Regions from separate parts of the Mus musculus genome. Here region 2 is linked to region 1. A link is a loop called in an ENCODE intact Hi-C map of the cell type or tissue named here. Cell type or tissue: gastrocnemius. All regions are shown on one strand.

Region 1 (8,000 bases):
TTAACACAACGTAAGACAATAAAGGTTTTAAATGTGTATATTTATTGTTCTGGAGCCCTGGAGCATTGCGCGGTTTGCATGCACGGCTATTATGCAAACAGAGAAACTTAAGAGCCACAGAACAAGGAACAGGCAGGGACTGCAAAACCCTCGCTCGCTGCGACCCAGCTGCCGGTCCTCCGCCTGGCTCGCTTGCATTTTCGCAGCATTGATGTAAAATGGTGTACTCGCTTCCTCCACCCCTTCCCGGCTCTCCTCCCACTCTTTCCAGCACCCCTCCCCAACCCCCCAGCGATTTTATTATATTGGCACCAATCTTTCCAGAGTGGGTCTGGCAGGCTAAAAAAGTAAACATGTACTATATGGGGGATAAGGTTTGTATAGTACGACAGTTGAAACTCGATCCGCGATAAAATTACAGGATGTTGAAATTACTAGCAAGCTATTTTTAACGCTTTCGCAACGTTTCACCTCTACCCGCAGCATCGAGTTGAGACAGGATTACTTTAATGAAAATTATATTCACATGGCTGAAGTTAATACACCCAGCAGAGCACAAACGCCTCATCTTCGGTGATCTGGCGGTGGAAGGACCCTCTGTGTGTGTTTTGACGCTTTTTTTCCATAACGTCTGCCTCCGCTGCAGTAAGAATTAGGGCGCTTAACATTATCTAAAACACATTTTTTTGATTCAGAACATGGAGAAGTCATAAAAAAGGCAAGATGTATCTTGTTTCTATATACACAGAGATAAACGAAAGAAAATGGCAGATCCTCCAATTACAATAAGTAATAAAAGCCCATGCCAAAAAGCCCGTATTCTGGAAGCTGTCGAAAAGCTATTTTAATAATTTAAAGTAATATTCCAACTCTGCACCGTGGGGGAGGACAGTGTACCAATTTACAGTCTTCCATCTTTTGCATTAGCCAAATTATGACCTGCACATCACTCCTTAATTATCTTCCTTGAAATTTCATCTGATCTTACCATTTCATAAACATGGGTTAGAGAGAGAAATTACAGCCCTTTCGCCCTCTCTTTTTAACTTTATGGTGCACGCTGCAGACGTTTGATTAGAATAACCCATTTTGTTCATTTTTAACATATGAATGGATTTGACTGAAGGGCATTTTACATATTTAAAAAAAATATTCATGAGCTGCCTCGGGCTTCTGGTAGCCTCTGTCCTGTTAGTGTAAATATATACATTCAATTCAAAAGATGATATATTAAAAAAACTTGAGTTGCTGTATTTTGACAAGATTTTTCTTTGAGATCATCTATGAGTCAGTTTCCTGCCTGACCAAGGCGGCTGCATTTATGCAGGAAACCTCGACACAGTGCCTGAGGGCATCCCTGGATTGTGTATTAAACCTCTCTTAAAAAACACACAGCTTTCCACAGCATTTGAGCAACTTGGGTAGTCTTTAAGTGTCTGTAAATGACTTCACCTAATTAGAACCCTTCTTCTATGTCTCTTGAAGGTAGGCACTACACTAGGCTGCGCTGCTTTAATCTCCCTGATAAGGTCTTCCAAACCCAGCTCTGAATATTTCTGAATATTTGCATTTTTATAATCAGATCCCTGCTAAACCTTCAAACTGAATTTCTCCCCCTCTTCCTCCAGTACCTCGAACCCCACTCCCATGAACATCATAAATCTACTAAATCAATGGCCTATCCGATACTGAGAAAGGCCTTTAAAATCACAGATCACTGTGTTAGTGCCCCCCCCACCTCAAAAAAAATCTGTTCTTACCTCTTTAATGTGATGTTTGATAGACACCTGTAAATTATCTGTGTAGCAACTATCCATACAAAGAAAGTTTCAATTAAGATAAGGAGATTGTATTGAAACAGTTCTTTGAAGTAATGTAGTTAATAGCCTGTTTGATTTCTGCTTGTGAGAGAGTAATAACGTGGATTCAGGCTCCATCAATCACAGAGCAGATGTAAGACTTGAGACACCGACACCCAGGGGAATAGAGGCAAACTCCAGCAGCGCAGGGTCCCTGGGCTAATGTAAAGTAAATACTCATAAACAGATTGAATGCTGTAAGAAGACAATCCATTCAAGACAGTTATAATCATGAAAGCAACTGCTCTATTTATCTATAAAAAGGCTTGTAGTGGGGACTGACTGGGTCTGAGAAGAGGAGGAGGAGGGTAGAGCAGTGTATGTTTACACGAACCAATATTTCTTTTTTTCCCTTGTACTGAAACTCAGTAACCTCCACCCACACATGTATATTCCTGCTGCCTTATGAGCTCCCAATTGAACTGTTACCTAATATATTTAAAAGGTTTAAAAATTAGTATACACACACACACACACACACACACACACACCCTGGGCCTCAAGGGGCTTGGGGGTGGGGTGGGGGAGACACATTATTCGGTGTGTGTGAATCGTTCCATAAAGGATCAGGAGGATTAAGTTAGCTGCAAAACCCAGCAGTGACATAATTAGGCAGCTCGGGCTATAATAAACAGGATCATAAAAAAAAAAAGTACAGTTTGAAGAAAGAAGGCGTCCATTTCGAAACCTCCCATCTCTCCACTCACCTCAGGGCCTCCCCTCCCCTCTTCCCCCCCCACCAAAAAATTGCAAAAGGCAACTGAAGCATTTTTTGACCTTGGCTACAATAATACTTCATGTTTTAGCACTTTAGTCAGCATTTTATCTACTAATTGCTACACACTACCGCGTGTGGCTCAAATCTGCCACTGCAGCTTGCTTTCATTGGTGAGCGAATTGCTTGATAAAAACTGGGAACTCAACCTGGCTATTTCCTTTCTGGCTCCCCCTCCGCGCCCCCACCTCCTCCATTTTTTTTTTTTTTTCTTCTCGCGCTCTCTCTCTCTTACAGCTAGACGACACTATTTTTTAGAAACCTCCCACGCTGATGAAAACAGGGGCGGTGAATGGAACCCCAATGACCTTCCACAGGGCAGGGGGTGGGCGAAAGAGGAGTGTGGGGAGCACTGGGAAAGGGGTGGGGAGCGGGGCAAAACAGGGAGGTGGATCTCGGCCTGCTGATGCCAGGTCACTCAGAAAGCCCAGACCTTGGCTAGTGAGTGTTGGGCAGGGTGACCAGTCAGAGGGGTTCCAGCTGCCCACCTGGGGTTCTCCCCTCACTTGATTAGCCAAGAAGTGGGGATCCAGAGGTAACCCCTAGACAGTGTGGACTGAGTCGTGACTTTAAAAGTCAGCCCGGTGTGATGGTCAGCCACCGCCTGGCCCATCCCCCTGCTAGGCTGGCGCCACGGCGAGCCAGGGCTGGTTGGCGACCGTCAGAAGGCAGCCTCCAGCAGAGCGGGCTCGCCGGGCTGTGCAACAAGTCTACAGTTAGGATGATAAACAGGGTTATACGGGTCAGTGCTTTCCCGGAGACCTCTAGTGGTCAAAGGTTGAGCTACACCTTAAATGTGGGATTCCTGGCTGCAGCAGCGGTCTTCAGGGCTGGGGTGGGCGTGGGATACTAGCCCTGAACCAGGCTGTGGAGACGTTTCTAAATGGATTTCGAATGGGATGCAGGAATGACGTGGGAAACTTGGAGAAAGGCATCCTTGCGCAAAGGTCGCATGATGGTCTTTGTGGACAGGGAAAGCCCCAAGGCCCCTTCTTACCTCGGATGAGTCGCATATTTTCAGCGAGCAAATCATTTCCATTCCTAGGATCAATGTCGAACCTGTTTTGTTTTTTTCTAATGTTTGCAAATTAATTTTGAGTCCTAACTTACCTCAATCACCAAAACCACTTAATTTTAACTAACCTTTAAATGTCTCTGATGTTTATGACTTACATAGCATACAAACGCCAAACTTCTTTTTAAAAATGTTGTATAAAACATACTGACTCTCAATCTCCTTTTATTCTGGCATGTCTTGCTGTTAGAAAGGATGGTAGTAACTCACAACACGCCCCCCATCCGGCTCTTGAGATTCATTTGTGACCCAGCTGGCCCTGGTTGACTTGGAACTTCAGAGATTGGCCTTCCATGTGATGGTATTAATGGCATGAGCTTACAACTGACCTTAGTAAGAGTTATATATATATTTTTAATCCAGGACAATTATTTTAGCTTATAAAAAACAGAAGTCGGGCTGGAGAGATGGCTCAGCAGTTAAGAGCACTGACTGCTCTTCCAAAGGTCCTGAGTTCAATTCCCAGCAACCACATGGTGGCTCACAACCATCGGTAATGGAGTCTGATACCCTCTTCTGGAGTGTCTGAAGACAGCTACAGTGTACTCATATAAATAAAATAAATCTTTAAAAAAAAAAAGAAATCCCAGGCCTATGAAGCTATCAAAAATCTTGCCGTCTTTCCATCCATACACCACACATACACACCACACACATTCACATACACATTGATCACCCACTTACACACACAGAGCATACATATATACGCGCGCGCACACACACACAAAGCACACACACAAAGCACACACACAGTCCACATACAGAGCAAACACACCACACACACTCAAATACACCACACACTCGCATGCACACACAGAGCACACACACATATATACACTTACACATACAGCTAGCACGCACACACCCCATACTCACTTGCTCACTTACACACACACCACATATACACACTCACACACTTAAAAACACTCACACACTTGCACACACCGAGCGTACACACACACTCTCACACACAGCGAGCATATACTTACACACACATCAAGTACACACTTACACACACATTCACACACACATACACGCACATGCACACGCGCACGCGCACACACACACACACACACACACACACACACACACACACACACACACCAAGTCTTGGCTCTATTTGGGGTGAGGATGACAGTGCCTATAGAAATTTCCTCTGTGTGGTTTCAAATAGACATCAACAGTTCCTTGAACTTGGTGACTTACAACTTGAATTCATTTGATAAGCGTTCAGCAACTTCTTACGTTTGGCTGATGTGGATTTGGCTGATGAATCACCACACTGAAAGTCAAGGAATAATCCTTAACGTGTTTTCTCTGTCTCTGAGTCCATTGCTATAATTATGTGTCAGAAGTAAAGCCTAATTCCGATTTCTGAAGTCTCTCAGATAATTGTGGTACAATTATCTAGACTGGGCATCTATGTGCGTTTCTCTATGTTGGGTTGTCAACCAAACCCATGGGAGTGCCCGTACCCACCCACATTTAAAGTGCCACAGATTGACAAAGCTAAGGCCTTTTTTTTGGGGGGGGGGAGGCTAACATATGTAAATGTGGCTCATCTCTAAGGGCAGGAAGAGATTCAAGGCCTTGGACAAGAATAGCCCGGAGGTTGTTCCAATCCTCTTTGTCAATGACTTTGGATCAAGATAAAACTGGGTAAGCTTCCACAGAGTAAATCTAAACTAGATGAGTCTTCAGAGAGTTGCCCAATGTGTTCTTTAAATTAGAAAAATATATTACTTTATTGTTTTGTGTGTATGGGTGTATGGTGTGTATATGTGTGCTTGTGTATATGTTCGTGTGTGTGTGTGTGTGTGTGTGTGTGTGTGTGTGTGCATGTGTATATGAAAGTCCATGGTCACACTGGGTGTCTTCCTCTGTCATTTTTCTCTTTATTTATTGATTCAGGGTCTCCTGCTGAACCTAGCCAATTCCAGCTATTCTAGCTCGGCAGTTTATCATCCCCGCCCCGCCCTACATCCCTCCTCCTCCATCCCCTATCTTTTCCTCCAGAGTTCTGGAATTACTGCCGTGCCTGCCTGGCATTTGTGTAGATGCTGGGATTTTGAGGCCCAGGACTCAAGGCTTCTGCTTGCATGCCTAGCACTTCACCCATTGAGCCAACTCCTTAACCGGGCAACACCACCTTAATGGTGTCCTAACACCAATTCCCACCAGGACCCCAGGGTTGATTTTGGGGAAATTTTGCAAGCAGGCTATTAGACACATCTACTATTAAACATTAACTTACATTAATCTCACAGTTAACTAAGTTATATTAGTAGATAATGAAACATAATCAAACCCTGCTGCATTCTGTCTTACTGTACTTCACAATTGCCTATATATTTTTTTAAGATTTACTTATTTATTATATGTAAGTACACTGTAACTGTCTTCAGACACCGCAGAAGAGGGCATCTGATCTCATTACAGATGGTACCACATGGTTGCTGGGATTTGAACTCAGGACCTCCAGAAGAGCAGTCAGTGCTCTTAACTGCTGAGCCATCTCTCCAGCCCCAATTGTCTATATTCTTGAGATGAACTATCCCTCATATTTTTCTGTTCCAATGCTCAGTGATGACATCCTTACTTCGGTATATTTCTTCTGCACCCACTGGCAAGACAATGGTACTTTGAAATGAGAAAGAATGGCAGCATTTATACTACAGAATTCAATAAAGAGTATAAATCAGGCTGGGGAGTGGTGGCACACGCCTTTAATCCCAGCACTTGGGATGCAGAGGCAGGAGGATTTCTGAGTTCGAGGCCAGCCTGGTCTAGAGAGTGAGTTCCAAGACAGCTAGGGCTACACAGAGAAACCCTCTTGAAAAAAAAAGATTAAAAATCAGAATGTAACTTATTCCTTATTGACAGGTTAATTTAAGAGAGAGCTATGCTTTTACTCTAAACTATCCCTTATAGGCAAACTTGCTTGCCTGCTGGTGGCACTTGGGGGAAGTGACTGGGTTTTAACTCCGTCCATAGGTTAATTCATAGACTCATTCTTTAATCTCTTGCTGCGTGGTTGTAGAGACTTAGGAAATAGAGACCAGTCTGAGAGCGAAGCAACTGAGTGCTTGCCTTTAAAGGTATGCTAGTCCTTAGCTATTCTTGGTCTCCGTCTCTGTGTTTCCTGTAGCCAGGATGTGAGACTCTTTGCTCCACCACAGGCCGGCTGTTTGCTAAGACCTTTGCCTTCCCTTCAGGCCCAAAGTGACAGGAACTTTGTGACCCTGAACTGAGACCTGCAAAACTGTGAACTCTAATAAATCGTCCTCCCTTCAAGCTCCCTTCAAGCATCTGTCCCAGTAAGAGAACACTTAACTCAGCAGGTTAAGGACAGAGGCAATTTGGTAGATTATGATAGATAATTTGAGGTGTTGACTGGGTCATGGGGTGAGCACATTTATGGTGAAACATTATCTTGGGTGTGTTTGGAAGGAAGTCACTGAATGGGGTTCACATTTTACTCAGGAAATGGACTGTGTCTCCTAATGTGGAAGGAAGAGTAGTTGAAACCATGATTAGCACAGACAGGTTAAGGAAGGAGAGCACTCTTACTCAACTAGAGCTAGGAATTTGGTTTTCTTAGACCTTCGATGTGAACCCAAAACAATGGCTTCATGCCTTCTTAGTGTCTGTTATTGTCCACTATATGTCACATACGTAGATGCTTTATAACACAACAGTTCTCTCTCTGTGTCTCTTTCTCTCCCTCTCTCTGTGTCTCTGTCTCTTTCTCCCTCTCTGTGTGTCTCTGTGTCTCTGTGTCTGTCTCTGTCTCTCTGTCTCTGTCTCTCTGTCTCTCTCTGTCTCTCTCTCTCTCTCTCTCTCTCTCTCTCACACACACACACACACACACACACACACACACACACACACACACACACACACACACACTTTTTTGGTCCTCTTCCCCTGGAGATCCTTGACTAATCAGCAAATTAAACATAAAAGTAAGAATGCTCAAATCTGTTTCCAATTATTTTGTGACTAGCATCAAAAAAAATTGAGAAAATATTTAAAACCCATCATTTAATATCAATACGAAGTTGCTTGTATTATTAAAGAAAGAACAAAATTCAGGGATGCATCCTTATTTATTATTTATTTATTTATTTATTACTTCTGTTTTACTCTTTGGGAAAGATAAAAATGTTAGTCAGCACTCACTTTGAGACTATAGCTCTGGGTAGAGTTAGCAAATACGTACAAAAGGTACAGGGAGAACAAACTGCTGTATTTTATGAGCACAATTGCTGATTTTGTTACTGTTTGGGCC
Region 2 (8,000 bases), 280 kb before region 1:
GCTCTGTCTTCCATTACACAAGCCACGTGATTTAGGCAGATTTTTCCCCCACTTTCTCTTGTCAACAGAGGCCTTGATTGAGACACCTGATTGGGTTGTGCAATTGTTTCATTTCCTCCATTCCCTCCCATCTTTGCCTCTGCTGGAGTGGCATTTCCTGTCAGCAGAGCGAGCAGGCACCTTGCCACTAGATGGCGCTTAGGTTGTCGGTCTCAGTTTCTCCAAAATGGTAGCCCCCCACCCCTTCCGTACCAACCCCCTGCCACTAGATGGCGCTTAGGCTGTCTCATTTCTCTAAAACGGCAGCCCCCCACCCCATCCACATCCCCGGAAGAAGTGGCATGGAGATGCCACACGATTAGCATGGCTGGCTTGCAGATATCTCATCGCGACACCCTGCAAACAGCCTTGTGGCCTGAGCTGAACCCCCAGTAATAGCTGGTGTATCCCACTGGCCAGAGCAAGGTAGAGCGCCTGCTATTGTGTCCCCTGGCCTGCTGAGGGACTATTCTCTCTCTCCATCGCTCACAGCCATGGTACTGAGTTTTATTTGACCTCACTGGCAAAATTGGAGAAATTGCCCTCAGTGTGTGTGTGTGTGTGTGTGTGTGTGTGTGTGTGTGTGTCGGGGGGGGGGGCAGGGGGAGCACCTCAGAAAATTATATGAACTTCATAAAATCCTTTTGCCTGTTTTGTGGTTATTTGCGTTCACGATCAGCCTTCCACTTGTGGCTGACGTGCCCTCAGCGTGTCCTGTGTCCTGGTCTCCGTCTTGTACTTGTGGCTGACATGAGGCCCACTGCTTTGCCTGGGCCTTTTAGCTGTGGAACAGAGGACGTTTGCAGACTCCTCTCTACTGTGCCTAAATACATCCTAACATGCATAGGTAAATGCTGGAGAACTTCAGAGATTTCCCACCACCACTAAAATATTGCCCTCTTCCCTTGCTTCTAATAAGGTTCCACTCTGTAGGCGAATGGGGTAGGTGACCTGGTCAGTGAGTTCGGTGACTTAACATTGTCTGTTGTCCTGTGGAGACCGCTTGTTTACTGCCACCACGTTTAGAAGAGTCTTGAACAAAAATATTTAAGGTCAAGGATGACTTTTCGTGATCTCAGATACCTTTGGACAGAAGCCAAGGTTAGCTTTTTTTTTTTCTCCCCAAGACAATTTGAAGCCTAATTAAGGCGTGAACCCCCGGGAGATGGGACACCCGTGTCATTAGCATCATTAGCATGATTTCAGCTGACTGGACATTTTTGCAGCCCAGTTTCAGAATGTTTCTAAGATCGCGCTGTAAACAGGACAGACCTGGATTTTGAGGTTTTCACTGACCAGAGCTTCCTAACTATACAAATAACAGGTCCATCCCATCCTTCCCGCACCAGGTGATGCGGGGTGGCTGGTGTGTGTTTTCGCCTCCCAGTTCAGTGACTAGACCAAACTGGTTACCCACAAACGGTCAGCGGTTTCAGTTTTTTGTGGGTTTTTCCATCTTTCTTTCTTTTCATATGTGTACGTGCGTGTTTGCATGTGTGTGGATGTGTGTAAGTGCCTGTGCACATGCTAGGCTTCCGGAGGTTGTGGCATCCCAGTCCTGATGTCCACACTACTCATTTTGATGCAGGGCCTGTCAGTCACACCCACAGGTCCCTGGTGATGCTTAAGTCTCTAGAGCCAACTTTCTTTGGGGACCCCCTGAGGTGTCGGCCACAGCCACCGGACATGCACATGGGTTTTGCGATCCAAACTGTGGCTGTGCAGCAAGATGGCCTCCAAGCCATCGCCCCAGTCCAGTCCCTAGTACACATCAGGCCAGCTACAATGCTGTTGAGGCTGTCTTAGTTTGCCATAAAATGCCAGCAGAGACATTAAAAAAAAAAAAAAAGACAAAGGTGGACCACTGTAAGCTGAAACCCAGCTGATCATCTGCCAGAATGTAGAAGGTATTTCTGTCATTCGATGTTGGATCCTTTGCTGTCTGAAGACTGCACAGCCAACAGGGACACAGATGAGAAAGATCCCCTTACATGGAGTCGAGGCGAGGTATGGGGAAGAGCAGGATGGAACCCAAGCTGTGGGGAGGCCTGGGTCAGTGTCCTCCCATGAGCGCGTGAACAGTTAGAGCTTCGCCACCACAGCCAGGACAGCTGCGAGTGAGACGCACTGGCCACTGTGGAATGAAAGGAGCTAGGAGGCGGCCACTGTGGTCCAGCAAGAAGTGAGTTTGGACAGGCCATTAGCCGGGTTATAATTCAAACACAATGAAGACATCCGTATTAAAGTCACGGGTAAAATACCGGGGTCTTATTATGGTCAACATAAGTTAGGACTGGTTTGGAATTGTAGCTAACATAATGGCTGGAAAACAAAGCTATTGAAAAAATGGAACAGGCAGATTGGATACTTTGGAGGCTAACGAATGGCAGATGGAGATGACCTCAGGGGAGGGACTGAGACGCTGGAATTAAAGCATTCAATAGATCCCGACCGGATTTAGGAGAAATAAATAAAAGGCGGTAGTTTTTCTTCAAACCAGCAATGACTTGCTAGGGATGACAGTGGAAAAAGTGTCACTTACAGTAAAGCAGCAGCCCCCCCCCCCAAGCATTAAATATATAAGAAATAACCTTAATTAAAATACACGAGCAGGAGCAGGAGGCGAAGCTCCGTGGGAGGGTTCTTCCCAGCCCCTGGGCCTGACTTCTAGCCCTCAAACAAACAGAAAGCCAGGGTGAGAGCAAATGGTAAGGGTAAATCTGTAATGTGAAGATGAAATATTAAAAAGTTATTAGTTCCCTGGGCCAGTGAGGGCGCTCAACAGATAAAGGTGCTTGCTACCAACCCTCATGACCTCAGTCCTCCTGAGGCCCATGACTTCCACAAGTCGCCTCTGATCTCTGCACACAGGGAGACACAAAGTCTCTCTCTCTCTCTCTCTCTCTCTCTCTCTCTCTCTCTCTCTCTCTCTCTCTCTCTCTCTCTTCACATATGTGTGTGTGTGAGTATATATGTATGTGTGTGTGTGTGTGTGTGTATATATATATATATATATATATATATATATATATATATAATAAAACACATTCCTAAGTTGTTTTGCATAGTAAAACATTTGAGAGGGAATTTTGACCAAAATTAAAAACATTCTTAAAAAGAACCAGTGACAGTCACATGCCTCCAAAAGACAACAACCCAGCGCAGCAGGCGTCAGAAGGTGTCAGTTGATAACTGATTCAGTTCCACACATGAAGTGTTTGGCCCAGGAACAAGCATGGATGGCCTCAGAAGGGCACAGCCAATAAGGAAGTCAGCGTGACATATACGTAAAGCTAAGATAATATTTAGAAGAATGTATTCTCACTTCAGATACTTGCAAATTTCACACATATTTAATAACTTCTAACACACACACACCGCCAGAGCTGGAGAGATGGCTCAGTGGCTGAGAGTGTGTACCAATTTCCACAGGACCTGAGTTGGGTTCCCAGCATCTACATATGGCTCGGAACGACCTATATCACAGAGCCATTGGATACAGCGCCCTCTTCTGGCCTTCATGGGCATCGGTCCTGCAAGTGGTGCAGAGACATGCATGCAGGAGAAACACCCATCTGCATAAAAATAAATATTTTTAAAAATCATCTCTAAACAATAATTAGGAAATTGCTGTGTATATTTCTTTTTGTTTTTGGTGGGCCCAGTCTGTCATGGAGCTCAGAGGTTCACATCGTGGGTGAAACAAAAATTATCAAAATAATTGTTTCTTTTTCTTTTCTTTCTTTCTTTTTTTTTTTTTGCCTTCTTTATAGATATCCGAATACCATTAATGTGGAAAGACTCCGATCACTTCAGTAATAAAGAATGTACGTATAGCTTTAATTTGTATTTGGAAATGTTTCCTCGAGTGCTTAGGACACGCATTTGTGATTTCTGAGGTCAGAACTCTTTGGTTCGGAGACACATTGGTGCCATTTGGCTATAAGCATCCTGTCAGCAAACTGTCGATTTCTGACTTGGGGGACCGCACATCAGTTCCCTGATTCAGACTAAGATATGCATACCAATGAAGGGGAGTCATCAGCGATGGGAACTTGTGTGGGGGCTCAGAGTGGAGAGATGGGTAGAAAGGTAGAGCCCCCACACCCCAAAGAGGCATGGGGTGAGTCAGTAGACGTGAAATTTCTTTTTTTCTCTTATTATGTATGACTCAGGAGGTCTGAGCTTTGCTTTGCTAGATCGTTTAAGAGGGTGTAATGAAAGATTTTTAGATTGCTGTGATTTTCTCCTCCTCCCCCTCCCCCTCCTTCTCTGTTTCATTGGCTACACACAGTCTTCACAAGTCCATGTATCTCTTGGATCACGGACATTAACCTCAAATGTGCCCTAGCTGTTCAAGGCAGAGCCGGGTGACCCAGCAGCCCCTTCATTTGCCTTGTTTACCTTGATGGCTTTGTCCATATTCCAAAAGCCAAATGGTATCGGGCATAATTAGTTTTACATGAAGAATTTAAATCAGGTTAGTGTTTGTTTTTCAATTAAGACGTATAATTCACTTCACCAAGGAATGCTTGTGGGATTTGAGTCAATCTTCGAGATTACTGCAGAGAATAAACTTTCCTAAAGAGCTGCGTTTTCTCAGTAATGAGGATTTAGCCCTTTAATCACCTGGCATTTTTAAGAACGTCACCAGATTGGAGGGTCTAGCTGCTGTTGTTTGTATCCATGCCTGCCATTTGGGCGTTGGGGTTTTCACATCCTTTTTTTCCCTTACTTATTGTTTGGTGGCTGTTGATACACCTTACAAGTCATCTTTTCTTGGACATCAAAACTTGGACATCAAATGGAGTCATTTATATGTGTGGCGCTAAATTGACCGAGAGGCATAAAGTTTGCTAAGTGATCAGATTTGGCTGCAGGGATCTCTTTGGGACACCGCCGAGGGGCCCCGTGTTTATTTTCTGATGTTCCTTGGTTTGAGGTTGGGCTTGAGTGGGGTGAGGGAGTGAGTGACCTCCGAGTGTCTCACTCACACAGGTATGATTGTCCTGCTTGTGACGGCTCCTGCCGCTGTCTGCTGTCTCTCCTCTAGGCACACAGCGCTTCGCCATCTTTTGCTTATTCAGGATGGGAGCTCAGGTGTTTGACACGGACATGGTGATTGTGGACCAGACAGTCACAGATATATGTTTCGAAAATGTCACCATCTTGTAAGTAGCCTTAATCCTCAGAGGGTGAAATCTGAACTTCTGCCTCTTTTTTTTTTTTTCTTATCAGTGAAGAAAGCCTAATTACTGTCTTTTAAATTCTGATGGCCTACATCCTGGTGGGCCTTGGCTTCTTTTCAAAGCACCGGCAGCTTTAAAATGTTTAAAAGTTACCCCCTTTTTTGGATCCAGAATAAAATAGAAATCTTATAATTAATACTTAGCAAGCAGACAGTTGACTCAATGGCTCTGCTAAACTTCTTATAAATATTTATATTTCTGTCCCTACCCAAACTCTGAGTATGATAGAATTTCATTTGATGCTTGATGTAATACAGCAAATTTGGGCATAAAGCTGATTTTCTTTTCCTTCACAGGAAATTCAGTACAAAAACTAATGAGGTGGTAAAGCTTTCTTATGAACCGTTCTCTTAAGTGCTTCTGACGGTGGATTTTGGGGTGCTCTTTCTCTTATAGCGGGCTTCTCTCATGTACTCAAACAGTGTAGAACAGCTTGACCATCTTAAGGGCTCTTTTATGGGCAGGCTCATTTTATTATGGCCCATCCTACAGAGAGACAAAAACAGCTTCCTTGGGTAGCCATGGACATCATTTTTAACGAACATGAGGTTTTTTTTTCCCCTGGCCCTTGGCCTCTCTCTCAAAGTCTTTGTTGGCATATCTCCCCATGGGGTTTGTCTCTGGGGGTAGGGGGAGCCCTTGAGATGCCATTTCTAGATCAAGTGGTCGTAGCTGCCCCAACTGCCCACAGGCAATCACCAGCATACCCTTGGCCGCGGCCCGTGGCACTTTAGATTTCAGAGGGGTCACGTCACACTGACAGGACCGTGGCAGACAGCGTTCCGTGGCTCCTGCAGCTCGCGTCCTGGAGTAACTGTGTAAGATGTAACATCGAGTTACCCTGGGCTGTCAGCAGTAACGCGAGCCTTTTTACAAGTTGTACTCAAGCCAGTGGAATTTAGTTCTCTCCTGCCTTGGGATTAGTCTCAAGTTCTTGTACACTTTTAGGCTAACGTGTATCTCCTTCATTATCTCTTTCTCTTTACTTCTATTTCCAATGCTGCTAAGGACTTTTTCTCCCCCCTGCCAAAATTATCCCACTCACTAATCGCCTCTTGTCTTCACATCAGTCCACCATTGTTCATGTTTTGCCACAGAGACAAAAAAGTTCCTGTGGGGTGGGGGTGAGGGCCCCCCCCCCACACAGGAAGAACAATACAAATGATTTGGAAGACAACATATGATTTATTGGCATTTTTGGGGTATAAATATTTTAAATTGGCCTAAAAATAGCTGCTGACAAATGTTCTAAATGTTAAAAAAAATGTGCTCTTTGTTACGACGCTTGTTTTTAATAAGTCTTCAATATTTATGAATCTCTGGTTTTCCTCTAAATATTGACATTTGTTGCTCATTACCAGGAATACTGTATGTTTAGACGTTGCCAAGTAAGAAACTATAAAAATAGCTGCAAGTCAGTCCTTGGATGTATCCAAACTGTAGATTGGCTATTTGAATTTTAAAGCCCCAGGACTGAGGCCTACCTTCTGTCTTCAGGTGGCATCTGCGGATGAATGCGGTTCTAAGTGTGTTTTTCCCTTAGTTTTACTGCTGTTTGGTTGTGTGGTTTGTTGGTGTTTTTGTGTTTTTGTTTTTGTTTTTGTTTGAGATGGCATTTCTCTGGTTCTGTAGACCAGGCTGGCCTCGAACTTGCCTCTGTTTCTCAAGTGCCAGGATTAAAGGCGTGTGCCACCACTTGGTGTTGTGTTTTGCACTTTAGTAAATCTGTCCGCCTTCACCTCCCCAGCCGTGGGGTTACAGGTCCCTGCTTCTGTGCCTGGCTTTTTAAAAAAATGAATTCTGGGGAATGGACTCAGGTGCACATGCTTGCTTGCCAGGTATTTTACTAAATCAATCAATCAATCAATCAGTCAATAAATAAAGTCATTCCCCAAGTCCCCAAGACTGGTTTAGAAGCTAAGAGTTCTAAAAGTCACAGTGACCCTCTTAGGCCATTTAGAAAGTAAATAAACGTGGGCATGGTGTCCCCTTGCGTACGGTTTAAACGCTGAATTTAAATATTGGGAAGACACCCAAGGGGTTTTAGTTTTGCTCTCTGCTGAATTAGACTCCCAGCCTTGTCGCTGCTCTCGGTTTCAGCAACGAGGCAGGACCGGACTTCCAGATAAAGATAGAAGTCTACAGCTGCAGCGCAGAGGAGTCCTCCCTAACCAACACCCCGAGGAAGCTGGCTAAGAAGCTGAAGACGTCCATCAGCAAAGCCACGGGAAGGAAAATCAGCGCAGCGCTCCAGGAAGAGAGCCCAGAGGCGTGCTTGCTCGCTGGTTCTGTGGCGTAAGCTCTCTAATATAGCGTGGGTGGTATTTCAGAGCATTGTCTTTCGATGCTTGTTTGTAATTTAACTGGAAAAACATCCTGCAACAGAGGGGAACTCGGAGGTGTGGCCTTTACCCAGCTGAGATGCGCTTGGCCCCTTCTTTGAAGGATGGAAGTCAGGTGAACTGCTTTTGCGTTGCTTGGGATTCCACACCTGTATTAGTCGGGGTTCTCTAGAGTCACAGAACTTACGGGTAGTCTCTATATAGTAAGGGAATTGTTGATGATGTACAGTTACCCCAACAGTGGTCAGCAGCAGCTGTGAATGGAAGTCCAAGGATCTAGCAGTTGCTCAGTCCCACAAGGCAAGCAGGTGAAGGAGAGGGAGCGAATCTTTCTTCTTCCAATGTCCTAATGTAGGTCTTCAGCAGAAGG

The links. A loop is a pair of places that touch in the nucleus more often than their neighbours do. Peaks named below come from ENCODE experiments on the same cell type or tissue, not always from the same donor. Only the 100,000 strongest peaks of a DNase experiment are listed, where the experiment ranks them.
Region 2: a loop joins it to region 1, with 4 times the contacts of the local background. A loop is called at or near these places in 17 of 42 quality-filtered maps.

The regions. Positions count from the first base shown.
Region 1 is chr10:68,279,919-68,287,918 of GRCm38, forward strand. No RefSeq gene overlaps it. Among named protein-coding and RNA genes, the nearest start is that of Arid5b, 5.2 kb to the left of the region's middle. In gastrocnemius, CTCF peaks have their summits at 2,717 and 3,402 (motif pointing left); DNase peaks (open chromatin) are centred at 200, 535, 2,367, 2,773 and 2 more places; H3K4me3 peaks cover 2,168 bases; H3K27ac peaks cover 3,607 bases.
Region 2 is chr10:67,998,112-68,006,111 of GRCm38, forward strand. Rtkn2 (rhotekin 2) reads left to right here. Exons shown (of 12, transcript NM_001359319.1): 4 at 3,813-3,866; 5 at 5,093-5,210; 6 at 7,389-7,583. Among named protein-coding and RNA genes, the nearest start is that of Rtkn2, 23 kb to the left of the region's middle. In gastrocnemius, CTCF peaks have their summits at 189 (motif pointing right) and 3,584 (motif pointing left); DNase peaks (open chromatin) are centred at 233, 3,536 and 5,992; H3K4me3 peaks cover 1,610 bases; H3K27ac peaks cover 2,455 bases.